Regions from separate parts of the Mus musculus genome. Here region 1 is linked to region 2. A link is a loop called in an ENCODE intact Hi-C map of the cell type or tissue named here. Cell type or tissue: heart. All regions are shown on one strand. Each heading gives the region's core, and the rest is flanking DNA. Links, peaks and the distances in the headings are about the cores only. Region 1 overlaps Myo1e (myosin IE). Region 2 overlaps Gtf2a2 (general transcription factor II A, 2).

Region 1 (10,077 bases), core at 1,072-9,071, 370 kb before region 2:
CATAGTTGAACCTTGGAAAGGCCCAGGCCTTGTATGCTGGGAGCTGCTGAACGTGTCCCAAGAAGCAGGGGAACTGCTCAAACACCTGCCTCTCTTTTATTGTTCATTACGGTTTTAAGACAGGGTCTATACTTGAATTCAGTGTGCAGTAAGGAATCTATGCAGATGAAGAGCTGACTGACGCCTGGGTTTAGCAGTCTAGGGACCTGGAAGCATCACAGAGCACAGCCAGTCACAACACAACTGCCATTACCCAGGCTAGGCTAGAAAGAGCCCCCAAGCCTCCAGAACCCAGCCGATCTCTAGTGTCACTAGGTGGCGATCCTGTGTAATAAATATGGAGAACTAATGGCTTTCAACACACTGCCAGAAATTGATTAATGAGGTCGTTTAGGTACCACTCCCAGCCAGAGTGACTGCCAACTCAGTGCAGAAGGGCCACTGAGCAGAGCTGGCTCCGTCCTCAGCAGAGCGGATGGCAGAGACTTTCAGGAACTGTGTCAACGACTTGTGAAACAGTCATTAAAAGCCAAATCTTACCAACTTACAATTAAATTAGCAAACGAAATAAGCAAGCTTCATCCCATCCCATCCCCCACCCCGTCCCCTTCTGTCCCCCTCCCCAGTCCCACACACTTTCTGAGTAGCCATGCTGGTGGCTCAGCCTGACCTGGCTATGGTGTGTATATTTACTATGTATCCTAGTTTGCTGCCCGTTGCTGCCATGAAACACTGACAGAAGCAAGTTGCTCTGGCTGTGCTTTATTACAAAGGGAAGTCAGGGCAGGAACTCAAGGCAAGACCCAAGCGAAGACCATGGAAGAATACTGCTTACCAGCTCGCTCACTTGGCTTTCTCATACAATTCAGGACCCACCCACCTAGGAGTATACTGCCTGCCGACATCAGTCCGTAAGGAAATGCTCCACAGGCTTGCCTCCAAGGAAAATCTGATAGCAGCAATTTCTCAGTTGAGGTCTGTCTTCCCAGATAACCCTAGCTTGTGTCAAGTTGACAAAAAAGGAAGCCATTTAACCCCAGGAACTGGCAACTGTTGCAATTTAGGCATTTTTGTTTAGTTTTATTACTCCCTGCTGCTCAGGAGACCAGACCCTTCCTGAATTCACCCTCATGGAAAATGCTTTCCTAGGCTGGAGAGATGACTCAGCAGTTAAGAGCACTCGCTGTTCCTGCAGAGAACCCTGATTTGGTTCCCAGCACCCACATAGTGACTCACAACTGTAATGCTAGTTCTGCTTTTTTTCTGGCTTTTGAGAACACTAGGCACATACACGATGCACAGACACACCTCCAGGCAAAATATCTTTACACATGAAAAGATAAAAATGAAAATTGGAAAATGCTTTTCTGAGCCGGGCTCGACAGCATACACCTGTAATTCTAGCACTTGGGGAGGCTGAGGCAGGACAATCTCATCTCCGTGAGCTCAAGGCCAGACTGAGATGGACATAATACATCTGGATCCAGATATCAAATAAAAAAAAAAACCAGCAGGCTGTCCCTCCATTTGTTTTGAACTGTCTGTGCAATTTTGGGTAATTTTGGCCCCTCTGCTATTTTGTGTTGTTTGTATTTCTAATATCCACCCCACCCCCCACCCCCAGCAACACACACACACACACACACACACACACACACACACACACTCGAGGATTGAGAACTGTGTTATAAAGACAGAGCCTTCACTGGGACAATGGAGACAACACCGAGAATGTCAGTTTCATAATAAAGTTGCAACCCTGCTGATATGTCAACAGTCCAAGTTACTTTATCTGTGGACCTGCCGTATCTCTGCAGACACATATGTTAGTATGTAGCTATAAAACTACACACTATCAAACAAATCTGGTATCTGATTACATGTAATTTTCTTAATGGAAAATTTTTGCATTCTGTGTGAGTGTTTTGAGGGAGATACCAGCCCAGGCATTTGTGAGGGTCAGAGGGCAGTTTGCTGGGATTGGTTTTCTTATTCCTCCATGGCGGTCCTGGGAACCGAAGCCAGGTCATCAGGCATTGCAGCAAGCACATTTACCTGCTGGGGCATCTATTTGCTGCCTTTATATGTAATAAAAAAAATACTTAATGTTATATGTATGGGTGTTTTGTCTGCATATGTATCTATGTACTGTGTGTGTGTGTGTGTGTGTGTGTGTGTGTGCCTGATGCCTCTGAAGGTCAGAAGAAGGCATTAGGATCCTCTGGAAATGGAATTTCGGATGGTACTGGGATTCGAACTCAGGCTCTCAGGGAGGGCTCTGATCTGCTCAGCCATCTCATGGAACTTCTGTACAGTGAAGCTCAACTTTCCTGTTTGGATCTGATGGGCTTTAGTTCAGGCGAACTGCATAGTGTGCTTTTTGTCCCATAACCTAACAAATCTATTTAACTTCTCTCTCTTTTGGGCAGGGCATCACACCCAAGCATAACCTCACTGTATCGAAGAATGCGATTCATGCTTCCTGAGAGACCACGGAGCCATGCACAGCACATCCGGGTTGCAGGCTGAGAATTTGCCTTGCAGGGTGAATCCTACATTATTGGCTAGAAAAGACCAGAGTGCAGGCACTGAGATCAATGTCTCATCCCTGTACCAGTGTTAGGTTTTCACACCCAAAATTGGTTTATCCATTTTTAAAAGTTTAATTAATTAATTAATTAATTTTAATTTTTAAAAGTTTAATTAACTTGCTGATGTGTGTGTAATGCTTACCAGGGCTCTTATATGGAGGTCAGGGGATGCCTTTGGGGAGGGAGGGTCTGTTCTTTCTTACCATGAGGGTCCTTAGAGATCAGACATAGGTCCTAATAGTTGATAACAAATAGCCTTCCCTGCTGAGTCATCTTGCCAGTTCTCAGTTATTGGCATCTTATTCTCCCCATTATACATACGAAGACACCAAAGCACACACGTTAAGTGACAGTCATGAGCTGTCCAATAAGCGTGCTGAAGGAGATAGTTGATGAGTAAAAGCGAAAGGAGCCACCGGCTGAACCGGACTCATGCCCAGTCCTTCCAGCTCAGATACACCATGTTCTGTGAACCTTCCAGGGCCGGTATGCCAGGGAGTGCTGGGGAGCAAGCTTTTGAACATCACTGCTTTTGTTCTGCAGATGTGAAATTTGGGTCTTGAATTTCTAAGAAGGAAAAGAATGGAGTCTCATTGTATTGGCTTTTAAAATCATGTTCTGCTCCAAAGGCTGAAACCATAGCCATTACTGGAAATATGGGAATGAGTGCCAGGAATTCCTAGGACCTGGAGTCGGCCTGGGCCAGGTTCCAGCTGCTCCTGTAGATTGTGGGTTGAGAATATTGCTATTGGACATTTGCTAGAAATTTTAAGCCTTTTGAAAATATGACTCCATTAGGAGAGTCCTTCCTGACTGGAGACACCCAGGCAGCACTTCCAGCTTCCTCTTTCTCCTCTGCTGCGTGGCCGCAAGTCTTGCCACCTAGTACCTGCTCCTGTGTTTCTGTTTCTCTGCTTCTAGTTAAGCTTAACCTCTGGAGCATCTTGAAAGCTCCTACAGTTACTCTCTCATGAAACAGACGGGCTGGAGAGATGGCTCAGCGGTTGAGGGCACTGGCTGCTCTTCCAGAGGTTCTGAGTTCAATTCCCAGCAACCACATGGTGGCTCACAACCATCTGTGATGGGATCCAATGCCCTCTTCTTGTGTGTCCAAAGAGAATGACAGTGTACTCATATACATAAAATAAATAATTAAAAAAAAGAATTTCTAAAGACAGCAACAGAGGGCTATAAGTAAGATCACATTGCAGTGTCCAGAGGGAAAGCTATGAATATCAAGAGTTGCTATGAATCTGGGGAGAGTCTCACTAGATAGCCCTGGAACTCACTTTGTAGACCAGACTGGACTGAATCTCACAGAGACTATCTGCCTCTGCCTTTTGAGTGCTGGGATTAAAAGTGTGCACTACCATGACTGGAAAAAACAATCAGGGTAGAGCTTTACCCTAAGTGCATCACGAAGGGCCTGAAAACCCACGACTTCCTCTGTTTAGCTTGATGTCACTTGGAGAAGGAAGATGTGCTGAGGACACGGGTGGCAATCATGTGCAGGGATGCCACGAAACAAGGCTGAGGGAGCTGGGGGCATTGAGGATGTAGCTCAGTGTTAAAGCAATTGCTTAGCACACGTAAGGTCTGGGGCTCCATCCCCAATATTATGGAAAAAAGAAAAAAGAAAAGGAGGAAGAGAGGAAAAGGAGGAGGCAGACAGACAAACAGACTTTGTTGGAATGATAATGAATGTAGTGAACTTCCTGCTCTCTCCAAAACCAACCGACTAAATGGAAACGAAGCTGATCGACTCCTGAGCAAACCTGAGGTGCTAATGAAACCATTTGATATTAGCCATGGTCCAAGGGCCAACAGAAATAACAGCTGTGTGAAACATGTCTGTAAGGAAGAACACCACCAAGGGGTGGGAGAGAGGAAGACGAGGTAAAGCCAGATGTGAAGGAGCAGAGAGGAGGCTGTGGTGGTCTGGTTCTCGGGTGTGGTAAATTCAAGGTGAGTCTTTGGCACCTTCAACTCAATAGGAACCCTCATGTTTATGGAGAAATTTGTGGTTCTCTCTGAACTTCAACACAGTTTGTCTTTTGGCAAAGAGAAACTGTTAAATTTTGGTAACCCCGGGCTAGAGAGATGGCACAGCAGTTAAGAGCACTGACTCTTCTTCCAAAGGTCCTGAGTTCAAATCCCAGCAACCACATAATGGCTCACAACCATTCATAATGAAATCTGATGCCCTCTTCTGGTGTGTCTGAAGACAGCTACAGTGTACTTATGTATAATAATAAATAAATCTTTTTTTAAAAAAGATTTATTTATTTATTTTATGACACACATGGGTGCTGGGAACTGAAGTCAGGTTCTCTGTGAGAGCAGTCAATGCTCTTAACCATTTAGCCATCTTTTCAGGTCCTCCTTCCCCACCTCCTTGTGTTTCTCTTTCTTTCTTTAGACACATGGTCTCAGTCTTTAGCTGAAGCTAGCCTGGAACTCAAACTTAAAGTAATCCTTCTGCCTCAGTCTCCTAAATGTTGAGATTATAGGCAGAGCCACCATGCTCAGCTAAGTTCCTTTTTTTTTTTTTTTTTTTTTTTTTTTTTTTAGGACTGTCTACAAAGCAGGCCTAAGTGTATAATGAGGAGACTGACTAGAATTCTTGTAGCTTCTGGCCTTAGAGTGCTAATGTCAGAGCTATACATACAGCAGGCAGGACAGTCATATTGCCTATTGGACAGTTCTTCCTCCCAGCTCCTCTCCATGACAGCAGCGTATGTTCTTGGCTTCAGGAAATGAAGGCAGGGAAGGGTGTGGTAAGACTTAACTGGGGCTGGAAGGGAGCAGCCTTGGTGAAGACCCAAGACCCAGCCTTTCTACATTGCCTATTTTGGCTGACAGATGCTCCCACCTGGCCCATATGCAAGTCTTCAACTTGCAAGGCAGGCTGAAAAGATGGTACGGCTTGCCAAAACCAAAGCAAATAGGAAGCCAGCAGACAGAGCGAGGAGACTTGGAGTGGTGATTGCTTATAATCCCCCTGCCTACTTGAAAACAGAAAACGGGACCCAAGAATAACCTTGTGACTATTTCAGGGATGCTCATGCATCTGAATAGCATCTGGGGCCTCCAGTGGAGAGCCCACTACATGAGAGCTTGCTTCATGAGGACTTAAGTTCAGATAACCAGTACCCACACCAAAAGCTAGATGTTGCATCGAGTGCCTGCAATCCCAGTGCTGGGGAGCTGGGGCAGTGGGGAGAGGAGGACGGCTAAGGTTGACTAGCCAGGGTGTTCAGCCAATTAGTGAGCTCTAGGCTCAATGAGAGACCATGTCTCAAATAGTAAGATGGTAAGAAAGAAAGTGACACCTAAAATCCACATGTGTGACACATGTACACACACACACACACACACACACACACGCATTGCCATATTCAGATTTTAAGGGGGTGGGGTGGGGACGATGGCAAGTCCTCCAGGCAATTCTGGTGAACAGCAGGATTTGAGAATCATAGCAAGAAGCTAAGCCAGTCAACTCAACTGAGCCGTGGCAACTAGCGGAACACAGCTATGTACATCAGAGAAGGAAGCATCAGTTGTCTACCGATGGCCACCTGTGTAATACAGATTAAAGTGCCTCCTGTCTGCAGCCCAAAGAGAGGACAAGGTAAGACTTTATAGGGGATAGGAACTCTGGGAGAGAATATGAAGTCCGTGTGGTCTTTAGGGAAAAGTGGTCGAGGCAAAAGAAACAAGACAACAGGGCATGAAGGTGTCCAGGAGGAGCCCAGGGGAGCCATGGAGGAGCACAGAGGGGCCATGGAGATGCCTGGGAGGAGCTCAGGGGAGCCATGGAGGATCCCTGTTCTTTCTCCCAGCATAGGTCTATTTTGCACATTCTTCTCCTGGTTTTCCTTGAAAATTTCTCCAGTGTTTATGAGACAACAGAGAAAAGGAAAACTGGAACTGGGCGTGAGGAATGGGAGGAGGGAAGAAAGTGGCCCAAAGCAGGTCCTCAGCTGGATTCAGCACACGGAACTATTGGCTCCATAACTTGGGAATCCGAACGTTGGGAGACACCTTACAGTCACTAGGCGGGGCCTGTGAGATGGCCCAGTGGGTAAAGGTGACTGCTACCAAATCTGATTCCTGGAACCCATGCTGTGGAGTGGGGAGGGGGGGATTTTTTCAGAAAGTTGTCCTCTGCTGCATGTGCACCACTGTGTGATATGCCACCCTTCTCAATACACGCAAATGTACACAAAGCAAACAAACAAATAAATAAATAATTATAATGCCACTAGGTCAAGCATAATCTCGTGGTCCTTTCCAGTGCCATCACCATTATCACCACCACCACCATCATCACCATCGCTACATTATCATCATCATCACCACCATCATCCTGGTCGAGCCACTGCTGAGTTGCCTTCTACATACAAGTACCATGCTAAGCATATAAAGTATATTACACCTTCTCACAACATGCCTGTGAGCACGACGGTATCGCATCAGCCTATAGAAAGACATCGAAGCTCAGTCAAGGTAAGCTTCAAGTGTCCTGATAGGTTTCTCTTGTCAATCTGATACAACCTAAAGTCATATGAGAAGGGAACCTCAGCTGAAGAGTTGCCTTGATCAAATTAGCCTGTGGTCATCTCTGTGAGCGAGAGTCTTGATTAATAGTTGATGTGGAAGAGCCCAACCCACTTTGGGTGGCTCCATCCCTAGGCAGAGCCCAGGCCTGTATTGTATGAGAAAACTAGCTGAGTGAGCCAGAGAGCCAACAAATAAGCATAAATCGTCGATGGTCCCTGCCTCTGGGTTCCTGTCTTGATTTTAAGCCTCAGTGATGAATTGGGACCTGGAATGTAAGCCAAACACAACCCTTTCCTCCCCAAGTTGCCTCGGTCAGAGTACTTTATCTCCGCGACAGAAAGCAAACGAAAACGTAAGGTAATAGAGATTAAGTTACAGTTCTCCCTCAGGCTTGGCTTGTGCATCTGATAATCCTGCTTAGCGGGAGCAGACACTCTGAGCCTGAATACTACACTACTCGGTAGCATTTTTAAGGCCATTCACTTTTGTGTGGCTAGGATATTTCTTTTACCTAGCTCTTCTAACCGAGTTCCCTCACTGGTCTTGCACCTGACCTCAAATTCCTATTCCCGTGACCACAAAGGCCAGGTCTACTTCCCCTTTCTAACTGGGAGTCCTCTGAATAGCTACCCATAGTTCCAGGTTCCTTCCTTTTTCAGGCTGAAAAGCCAGGCTCTGTCTTTACTAGAAAGGCAGAGGCTCTTGTGACGCTTTCAAGCCTGATAAACTTAAAAGCTCACCTCTCCTATCACGTGAAGATATGATGCTTTTATAGTGCTTTTGGAAATATCGTTATTTGTGTGCAAGTGTGCGTGTGTTTGTGTGCATGTGTGCGGGTGAAGCTGAGTGGCAAAGGCTCTCTGAGGAGAAAAACTGAGAAGGTGGCTCTGAGACCAGAGCAGCTGCCCCGAAGGGGTTTAGATTGGCGTCACCTGGAAAGGACACTCAACCTGTTGAGCCACCTGCAGGCTGCACAGGGTGCTCCAGGTTTCCCAGCTTTTGAAGGCTGTCCCCTGGGTTGGGTGGGCCTGGGGGATGCAGCTGTCTTTGAGTCATTTCTGCTCCGGTTATCTTTCCCCCACATTCCTGTTAAGTTACCCTGAAGTAGAATTCATTGGTTCACTAAGTTAGACTTTGGTAGTATTTGTACTTTGATTGGGGGTTCCTTATCTGGGGTGAGTAGATGTGTGTTCCATCTCCTCAGGAAAGGTTTTGTTGTACAACAATCCATAAGCTTACCCATGTGGGTGCTGGAAAGAGAACCCAGGGCCTGCAAAGACATCACGTGTTCTTAACCGCTGAGCCATTTCTTCCCAGACCCTGGTACCCTATTCTAAACCTGGCTAAAACTATGGCTTGTTACATTTACGCAGCTGCAGGCATGGACACAAATAAGAAAGCAAACAACCTAAGCAAACAACCTAGCCGGGCAGTGGCGACGCATGCCTTTAATCCCAGCACTTGGGAGGCAGAGGCAGGAGGATTTCTGAGTTCGAGGCCAGCCTGGTCTACAGGGCTACATGGAGAAACCCTGTCTTGAAAAACCAAATAAGAAAAGAAAAGAGAAGAGAAGAGAAGAGAAGAGAAGAGAAGAGAAGAGAAGAGAAGAGAAGAGAAGAGAAGAGAAGAGAAGAGAAGAGAAGAAAGCAAACAACCATTATCCCTCAGCATAGAGATTACGGAGCAGCAGGTTCCTGTGGCTGACGGAGAGCAGGAGGCTGGTGAGCCGAGGGGAGGAACTACTCCATGCTACTTTTAACTTGGTCCCTCAGCCATGGGTCCCTGAATGCAGAACTTGGGTAGAAAACTGAACTTGAGAATTCAGCACGGACTCTCTTAGAGCCCCTGAACCCACTGCATGACTCGTTTCACTGGCTTTGTCACACAACATGGGAAATCTTACCCAGCAACACCCTGGTCCGGGACCTTGAGGAAATCCAGGCTCTCTGGCGTCTGAGACAATCGATCCGAGCCGGTGGACTGTTGCCTTGGCAAGGGTGGGCGGGCCATAGAGGTGTACAGGCTTTTCTGATTGGACCTCTGGTTTCCAAAGGCATGGGGAGGAGGCACAAACTGGTTTCGTATGACTCCGTTTTGATGGCATCCTAGAGAGGAAAGAGAAGAAAAAAAGGTCAGTTTCTGTAGCTTTGCCAAAAGCTCCTCTATGCTTATTCCATTAACTTGCAGAAGGCAAATGAGTTGGCTCCTTTGGTCCCCAGTTTCCTCATCTGAAAGTATTACTCCCAGTAATATATTGTAAGAAAGCGAATACACTGTTTTCCTCCCAACACTACTGAGGTATAACTGTTGAATCAGATTATACTTGGGGACAACAACGTAATAGCAGCATCGTCACCTGCCCAGGGAGTATGTCAGACAAGCCCATGGAACGTGGCAATAGGATTTCTAGATCTCTGGATTTCAAAGCCCACAATCAGAGCAAGCTGGGCTTGCAGTGAGTGGAAAAGCAGTTTTTAGGTCTGTGAGGTGGTGACTCAGGAGGGCAGAGGGCAGTGGGTCAAACAGCTGGCCGTCCATTTCCTAGGTGTCAGTGTAAGGAACGGTATCGGCTTAGGACCCCCCCCCCCAAACCAAGTTCTCAGCACAAAGGAGATGTATTTGCCCCAGAGGGACAGAGGTCAGGGAATAAGAGACAAAGACAGGAGATGGAAGATGAGGAAGGGAACAAGGGAAAGAAGATAGGGGAACGGGACAAAGGCCTGCCTCTGGATAGAGAGGAGACAGACGTGACACATAGGAAAATGTCAGTTTATAATGATACAAGAAGAAGCCCATTATGATGAGGTGTTTAATTTTAATTGGGTATGTTAATTACGTAAGCCAAAGTGGGCTTCTGATTGCTGGACTTCAATACTTTGAAGGCTGGACCTTGGTAGTCAGCCCCAGGAGGAGAAAGTAGCCA
Region 2 (8,000 bases), core at 1-8,000:
CTGCTTGGAAATACAGAAACCTTCTGGCTCTGGCTACTGCTGTCCTTTCCTCTGCTACTTTAGTAGAAACACAGCTTAATTTTAGGACACCAATTTTTAGAAAAATGGAATTTTAATGAGCTGAACTTAGTTTTGAAGGCCAAATTGTATTTTATCCATGACTATGATTTCATCTTTTCCTATGGATATAGAAAGAAACAGAATTCACCACAACCATTTCTTAAGCATTTAAATCTTGGTTGAGGATCAATTACATGGTTTTCTTTAAATGAGGGCAGCTCTCCAGTGAGCACCAACTGAAGCTGACACGGGTAATTTGCTACTTCTTATTGTCTGAGGTTGGAATATAGTCTTGTATCTTTAAACAAGAACAGCACCAAAGAGGCACCCAGCAGAAGCTCCTGGCAGTTAACAAACCTACCCACTTAGTCTGCTGTTATCAAGACTGCTCAGAGGCTTTTGTTGTTTGGTTCAAATGACAGAATCTGACCCTCTACTATGCACATCTTTCCTGCTCAGTACAGTAGCTACCAGTTAGCAACATGTAGCTGTTTAAAATTTAAATTAATTCAAATTAGTTAATGAAATGAAATAGGATGAAAGTTTTTAGTTGCCCTCCCCACATTTTAAGTGTTTGAGGGTCATGTGACTACTAAGGACTGTAGACAGACAGAACATTTTCATCATTACAGCAATTCTCCTCAATAGTACTGGTGCTCATCACCTGCTCCTTCCCTCAGGGCTAAGGATTGAACCTAACACCTCATATATTCTGAGCCCTCTATCAATGTGCTATCTCCAGCCCTCTCTTTACTCTTTCAGACAGGATTTCTTTTAAGTTGCTCAGGCTGGCCTTGAACTCACTCTACAACTTAGGCAAACCTTGAAGATGTTATCTTCATTTCAGCTTCCCAAATAAAGCAAATTATAGTTCTGTACCACCTGGCCCATTTATATCAATTCATTTATTGCACTAATTCTATGGGCTAATAAACACTTAAAAGCCTAAGGGTTAAAAGGATGTTATTAGCTTAAATTACAAGAGAAAATGTATGAAAATATAAATTACTTCAAATATAGAAATGTTATCTTATAGTGCAGGAAACAGTATCACCTTTGTAGAAATGGAAAATAAAAAAGGTGATCTATCTAAATGTTCATTGTTCCTAGCAAAAATAAAAGATCGTAAGTCAGTATATGCTGGCCACAAAAAGAAGTCTCTAGGACTACGACTGCTGAGGAGTCCTAGCTAGATCTCTGATGAGTCAGTCAGTACTAGCGGTGCTAATTTCCTAGACTTTTTGTCATCTAGAAGAACTTTTTAAAAAAGGCCTGAACAGATGTGATAGCACATCTTTCCATATCCCAGCACTTGGGAGGCAGAGGCAGGCAGATTTCTGAGTTCGAGGCCAGCCTGGTCTACAGAGTGAGTTCCTGGACAGCCAGGGCTACATTGAGGAACTCAGTCTTGAAAAATCAAAATCAAAATCAAAATCAATCAATAAAAAAGGCTGAAAATTTTATGTAGATATCAGAAATTAGATTAAAAAGAATAATCTATGTGAAAAATAATGTATGTGTAAATATATCTCTGTGTACAGATGTGTTACCATAAAAATACATTCCTAATACTTGAAAATCGTTTTACTTGTGAAGGTGAACACTTACCTGTAGAGATGGGTCATAAATGGAATTTTTCTGTATTCTCTACATCTCTTCAGTGATTAAGTATTTCTTTAGAAATCTAAACTATAACTAGGCAGGGTGGCACATGCCTTTAATTCCAGCACTTAGGAAGCAGAGGCAGGAGAATCTCTAAGTCTGAAGACAGCCTGGTTTACATAGTGAGTTCCAGGCCAGTCAGGGCTACAGAAATCCTGTCTCAAAAACCAAAACCAAACCAAACAAAATCCACAAGAAATGGGGACATTACTTTCTACATTTCTCTTTGCCTTCCCTTCTTGTAGTCGGACAGTCTTTTATACTCCAGGAACTGGTTCTTTAAAAACAAACTGCTTGAGTTATAAATTAAATACACAATCAAACATGGGCTGGGGCCTGACTAGGTATTAGAGCACAAAGACAGCAAGTAGAAGGCCTTCGGTCCTATTTAACAATACACACAAGGAAATAAGCAGTCGTGGAGCATGAAGCAGAGGTGTGCCACTCTAACAATGCAAGGACCTGAAAAATCTTCAAAGTCTGATGTGGAAAATTCTCCTGATTAGAATGTGCAAATCAGAGGAATGAGTATCTCCCATTATAACTGCCAGACTCATGATTAGTTTAAATCAGCTTTAAAATAATTAACTTCTTATGTATAAAAGTGTAGGATTAACAAGCAACACAGAAATTTTAAGATAAATGGTAAAAAAACTACTACTTCCTTAAAGAGAAAGGTGGCAGCGAGAAGCCTAATGACTGCTCCAAGTAAGCAACTCAACAGAAGGAAGCTGAGGAAAGCTTATGCTCTTTGCACATGAATTTAATCTGTGTTAAGTGTCTGTGTGTCACCTGAGCTACAGATGAAAGGTCAGTTGAGAGGACACATATAGAATCCTGAAGCTAGGTTTTTAATCTGAGGGTTGATCTCCTGGCCACTTTCCCTTAAGGTTTTCAGACAGATCAAGATAAGAAAGAGAAGAAAAAGGTACTTGGACAAGTTCTGCTTTCACAGTAGTTAGGTGAGCACTTACTTTTACCATCACAGGCTACAATTTTCACTTTATCCACTTTAATAAGTTCTGTCACCTCTCTGAATTCAACATCATTCAATACAAAAGTCCAAACATTATCGCAGAATCTGTATGTATTTAGAGAGCCCTTTAAAACAAAACATTGAGAAATGCCATGAGAAGCCATTGTTTCCCCTCATGCTTTATTTCAAAGCAACTCAAGAATGCTCAGCTACCAAGTATATATAGCCGCTAAAAGCAGTGTGCTTAGTGCTTAGCTTAATTTATTTAATTACTTACTTAATTTCATCTACTTAGAAACAAGCAAGAGAAAACCTGGATAAGTCAGCTTAGGGAAGAGTTTAAAAACATTTTAGCTAGCTGACTATTTTTAGTACTCTAAAACAATGTACAAATTACTTACCTGAGATGAAAAGGTGTATGAAAGCTTGAATTTGTGTGTCTACTGCCCTCTTGTGGATAAATTATGAAAATTCCATTTGAGTTCTCTCTTCTGAGAAAGGATCTCTCTACACAGCCCTGGCTAACCTGGAACTCACTATTGTCCTGGAAACTGTCTACTTCTTTCTCCCAAGTGTTAGGATTAAAGGTGTGCATCATTACATTCTGCCCATTTGATTAGAATTAAATATATATATATTTATTTATATACACACACACACATCTGCACATGTCTATGTGTTTGGTGCATGCTTACCTGAGTTTATATGTACTACATTTGTACAGATGCCTCTAACAGCCAGGGGGGGTAGAGGGGGGACTCTAATCCCCTGGAACTGGAGTCACGGGTAGTTGTGACCACCTGACATAGGTGCTGGGAACCAAACCCAGATTTTCTGCAAGAGCAATAAGTGTTCTTAGCTACTAAACTTTCTCTACAGCTCTCACTTTTGACTTTTTTTTTCTTTCTGTTTTTTTTTTTTGTTTGTTTGTTTTGTTTTGTTTTTTGAGACAGGGTTTCTCTGTGTAGCCCTGGCTGTCCTGGAACTCACTCTGTAGACCAGGCTGGCCTCGAACTCAGAAATCTGCCTGCCTCTGCCTCCCAAGTGCTGGGATTAAAGGTGTGCACCACTGCCCAGCGACTTTTTTGAGATAGGGTTTTACTATGTAGTTTTCGACTGTCCTGGAATTCAGTATATAGACCAGACTGGCTTCCAACTCAAAGAGATCTGCTTCCAGAGTGCTAGAATTAAACACATGTACCTGGCTCCATTTAATATTTAAGATTCCATATTTCATTGTATGTTTATTTTCTAAACTTATAAAAGAGCAGAGATTTTTTTTTTCTTTTTAAACATTAAGCCAAATCCTATCACTGGCTCAGAAGTATCACTGTTGCCTATTCTTTAACTCTATTTCTATATCAGTTTTTTTCTGTGACTCTGTGGTGTCACTTTAGCCAGAAACTAGAAAATTACCAAATTTTTCTCTCCATTTTATCATATCCATAGCTGTCAAGTTCCGTTAGATGTGCCTTTTAAAGTCTCTCCATTTCTAGCCATCCACTTGTCAAATTTTATACTATTAGAGACATGACCCCCCCCCCCCCCCCGCCCCACTTCTTTGAGCCCTGGCTATCCAAGAACTCGGTCTGTAGACCAGGTTGGCCATAGAGGCAGAGAGGCAGAGGCAGAGACCCAACTGCCTCTGCCTCCCCAGTCCTATGATTAGAGGTCTGTGCATTTATGCCTGGCTGATACCTTTTTATTTGACTATTTATGCACGTAGTTTGTAAGTATGTAAAACTGATAAGACATTTATAATAACATAAACACATATTTTAATCTCTTGAGTAAAATATAAGTCAAATAGAGACCTCATCTAGTTTACCTTTGCATTTTCAGTACCTAAAACAACCTAATAGGCACTTAAATACTTAAAAAAAATTCCTTTGTACTTTATCAAGAAAATATTCTTGCCTCAACACTGAGGTTTTCTTAAATGTAAAGTAACTCTTTTCCTGTATTGGCCTTCATATGTTTTAAGTTTATTTCTATAGTAGGGTTGCGCCTTGTAACACAGTGTAAGATATTAGAGAAATATAACAGAGTAACAACAAAATGTTTCTGTAGCGACTTCACATGGTAAACTGTTTTGCCACATTTGCCATGAGTTCTTAACTATAAACCACCATAATAGTGAGGATGGTATTTTGTTCAAAGCAGAGATAATCCAAAAGACAGCCAGCTACCAGAACAGACTTTATAAGACAAGCTATCTAAGGGTAGATGGGAGGCAACACAGAGACTCTACAGATAGCCAACCTTTCCTGAAGGACAGCGTGTGAAACATATAACTGAACTTAAGAATGACTCATCACTTACCTTCCATCTTGCAGCTAATACTTTCAGGCCTTTGAAATCTCAGTAATTCTCCAGGGGAAAAAAGCCAAACATATATAGGAAGATTTGTGAAACAATAAAATTAAAATCTAAAAGCAATTCTGAAACACATGGAATGGATGAACTTAGCACAACGATTATAGAACAAGTTCCCAAACCAGACTAACCAAATCTTGCTATGGTGAGTTAAGTCCACGTACGCTCTCAGAGTTAGCAGTACAGACTTCCAGATGCAGGAAGACATCCTTACCCTGAAATTGACTCTGTTCCTGACTCTCTGAGCCAATGCTGAATTTATAGCTTTATCAAACTGAAGTAGAACTTGAAGCGCAAGCTGGGGGGTGATCTGTTGAGACTGAGAACAAAAATGAAGAACATAAAATTCGCTAAGGGAAGAACATTAAGACAAATAAAGTATACTGACTGCAGTCTAAAAATTAACATAAGTTAATCAGAACTTGTACAGTGGAAACCCTTATTCTCCTGGGATGGTAAAGCAAAGCCTGGAAAGAACTACACCATATCTTGACGGGAAAAGGAAACCTGTGGTGAGTTTGCAAAGCCAGAAAAGACTTGCTAGTCCTTTGGTGGCTGAACAAAATAATCAACAAATGGGAAGCCAGGTTTTTTCTTTTTGTTTTGTTTTGTTTCAAGACAGGGGTTTTCTGTATAATCTTGATGTTTTAGCATTCATTCTATAAACCAGGCTTGCCTTGAACTCATAGAGATCTGCCTGTTCTGCCTCCTGAGTGCTAAGATTAAAGCTGTGCACCACCACTGCCCAGCTAAGTTTCTTTTCTTAATAAAACATTTAAGACCTATATATAAAGAACAAAATCAAACCATACCAAAGTCTATATAATAACACCAGAGCAGATGGGGCCAGGCATGGTGATGCACAGCTGTAATCCCAGCAGGTGGTGGCAGCAGGAAGGCCAGACGTTCTAGGCTATAATATTCTCTCTCTCATTCGCTCTCATTCTTTCTTTCTCTCTCTCCCCGCCCCCCTTTCATTAATATTTATTAATTTTAGCCAGGCAGTAGTGGCGTACGCCTTTAATCCCAGCACTTGGGAGGCAGAGGCAGGCAGATTTCCGAGTTCAAGGCCAGCCTGGTCTACAGGGTGAGTTCCAGGACAGCCAGGGCTACACAGAGAAACCTTGTCTTGAACTCTCTCCCATCCCCGCCCCCACCAAATTAATTTTTATGTATTGAGTGATTTGTCTTTATACATACCTAGAAGAGGCAATCAGATCCCATTACAGATGGTTGTGAGCCATCGTATAGTTGCTTTGAATTGAACTCAGGACCTCTAGAAGAGCAGTCAGTACCCTTAACTGCTGAGTCATCTCTTTAGCCCTTCTAGGCCATTCTTAACTACAGACCATTCAATGACAGCCTGGACTCTGTCTCAAAAAAAACAAAGCAACCTCACTCCCACATTTCCCTCCAGACTCCAACAGAACATAAAAAGAAATACTTAGCACTTTCTTAGTTGTATGATTTGAGTAAGATTAATTCTTCTAAAATAGAAATAGAAATTCAAAATTCTAACTCAAATCTCAAAGAATTTTATAATATTGGACAGAATTACTTTTAAAGTGATATAATTTGCCTTTCCTTTAAATTTAAGATGAGATTACTTTCAGGGATCATTTCTATAGTTCATCATTTAACATCAGAAGGGAAAACCATTAATTTAAAATTTTTTTAACAAGACATTTTGCAGATGTACACAGATCATGTTTAATGCTTGGCCGCACCTGTATGAGCTCATCAAGGCTCTCTTGAAGACTGTTCCCCAAAGTTGTATTTCTGTATAACTGATAGGCCATGGCTTAAAAGGAAGCAATTACTTTTTCTTCAGGCTTGCATTGATGTCCTACAAATTTAATATAAAAGACCAACTTGTAACAATGTAAATTATATATAGTAATCTATCACTTCATGTATTCTAACACGGAACTATGAGAACTCAATTACAAATTACTACATTAATTATCTTCTAAGTTCAAAGTGTTGATTTCTCTGATTTTAATACCAGTATGGTATTTATCTTTTTAATTCAGTATGCTGACATAGTCATTAAAATGTGCATCTTTATTTTATCCACAGGTTTTCCCTTAGTTTAAAAATTTCCACATAGCATACATTCTACCTGCTCTCACATAGTGACGTGATATCTGCTCTTGGGACCTTTATTTTTCTGTTTTCTTAAAATTCCATTAGAGTTTTTGCCAAAAGAATGGTGCTATGACAGGAAACAGAGACAAAATGGGTAAAGATGAACAGGTCCTAAAATCTGTCTACAAAGGGTAATGGACACATAAAAAGGTTAAATTTTGTGCAAAAAGAAATAACTCATTGTATGATAAAGGCTGCTTAAGGACTGAGTTGGCTTAGAAAAGCTTCCCAGTCTTCAAAGGAAAGCCACTTTAGAATGGGTAAAGGTGAGAGGAGGGTAAGAAAAGCCACAGAAGTGTCAAAGTGTAAGGTTTGTGGAAATCTAGCAGGAAAGAGCGGCAGGTGAGGCTAAAGCAGAGGACAAGATGAGTTTGCCCCACAAGAGATCTGAAGGCAATGAAAAGCCCTTGAAACACTTCTGGCAAGAAAGGCAGAAAATCCAGCTTATGGGACCTGAAAAGGGTTAGAGGAATACAGACGTAACACATGTTTATTGACCTTGTAGTACTTATAGTCCAGAGATGGACAGGGGGAGATCTATTCAAACAATCATTATCAGATAAGACTTGGTGAGGCTGGAGAGGTGGCTCAACAGTTAAGAGCACTGGCAGCTCTTCCAGAGGACCCAGGTTTGATTCCAAGAACCCAAACGGCAGTTAGAAACCATCTGTAACTTCAGTTTCAGGGGATCTGACACCTCACACAGACATACATGCAGGCAAAACACAAATGCACATAAAATAAAAATAAATAAATATAACAACAACAACCACCAAAC

The links. Peaks named below come from ENCODE experiments on the same cell type or tissue, not always from the same donor. Only the 100,000 strongest peaks of a DNase experiment are listed, where the experiment ranks them.
Region 1: a loop joins it to region 2, with 2.2 times the contacts of the local background. A loop is called at or near these places in 8 of 42 quality-filtered maps.

What each region holds. Positions count from the first base shown.
Region 1 is chr9:70,382,986-70,393,062 of GRCm38, reverse strand. It overlaps Myo1e (myosin IE), which reads right to left. Exons shown (of 28, transcript NM_181072.3): 26 at 9,058-9,259. Among named protein-coding and RNA genes, the nearest start is that of Mir5626, 18 kb to the left of the region's middle. In heart, for the core only: no CTCF peak of the experiment used is centred there; a DNase peak (open chromatin) is centred at 5,442.
Region 2 is chr9:70,014,212-70,022,211 of GRCm38, reverse strand. It overlaps Gtf2a2 (general transcription factor II A, 2), which reads right to left. Exons shown (of 5, transcript NM_001039519.2): 2 at 6,802-6,920; 3 at 5,289-5,393; 4 at 2,697-2,823. The coding sequence starts at 6,873. Among named protein-coding and RNA genes, the nearest start is that of Gtf2a2, 5.7 kb to the right of the region's middle. In heart, for the core only: a CTCF peak has its summit at 3,145 (motif pointing left); no DNase peak of the experiment used is centred there.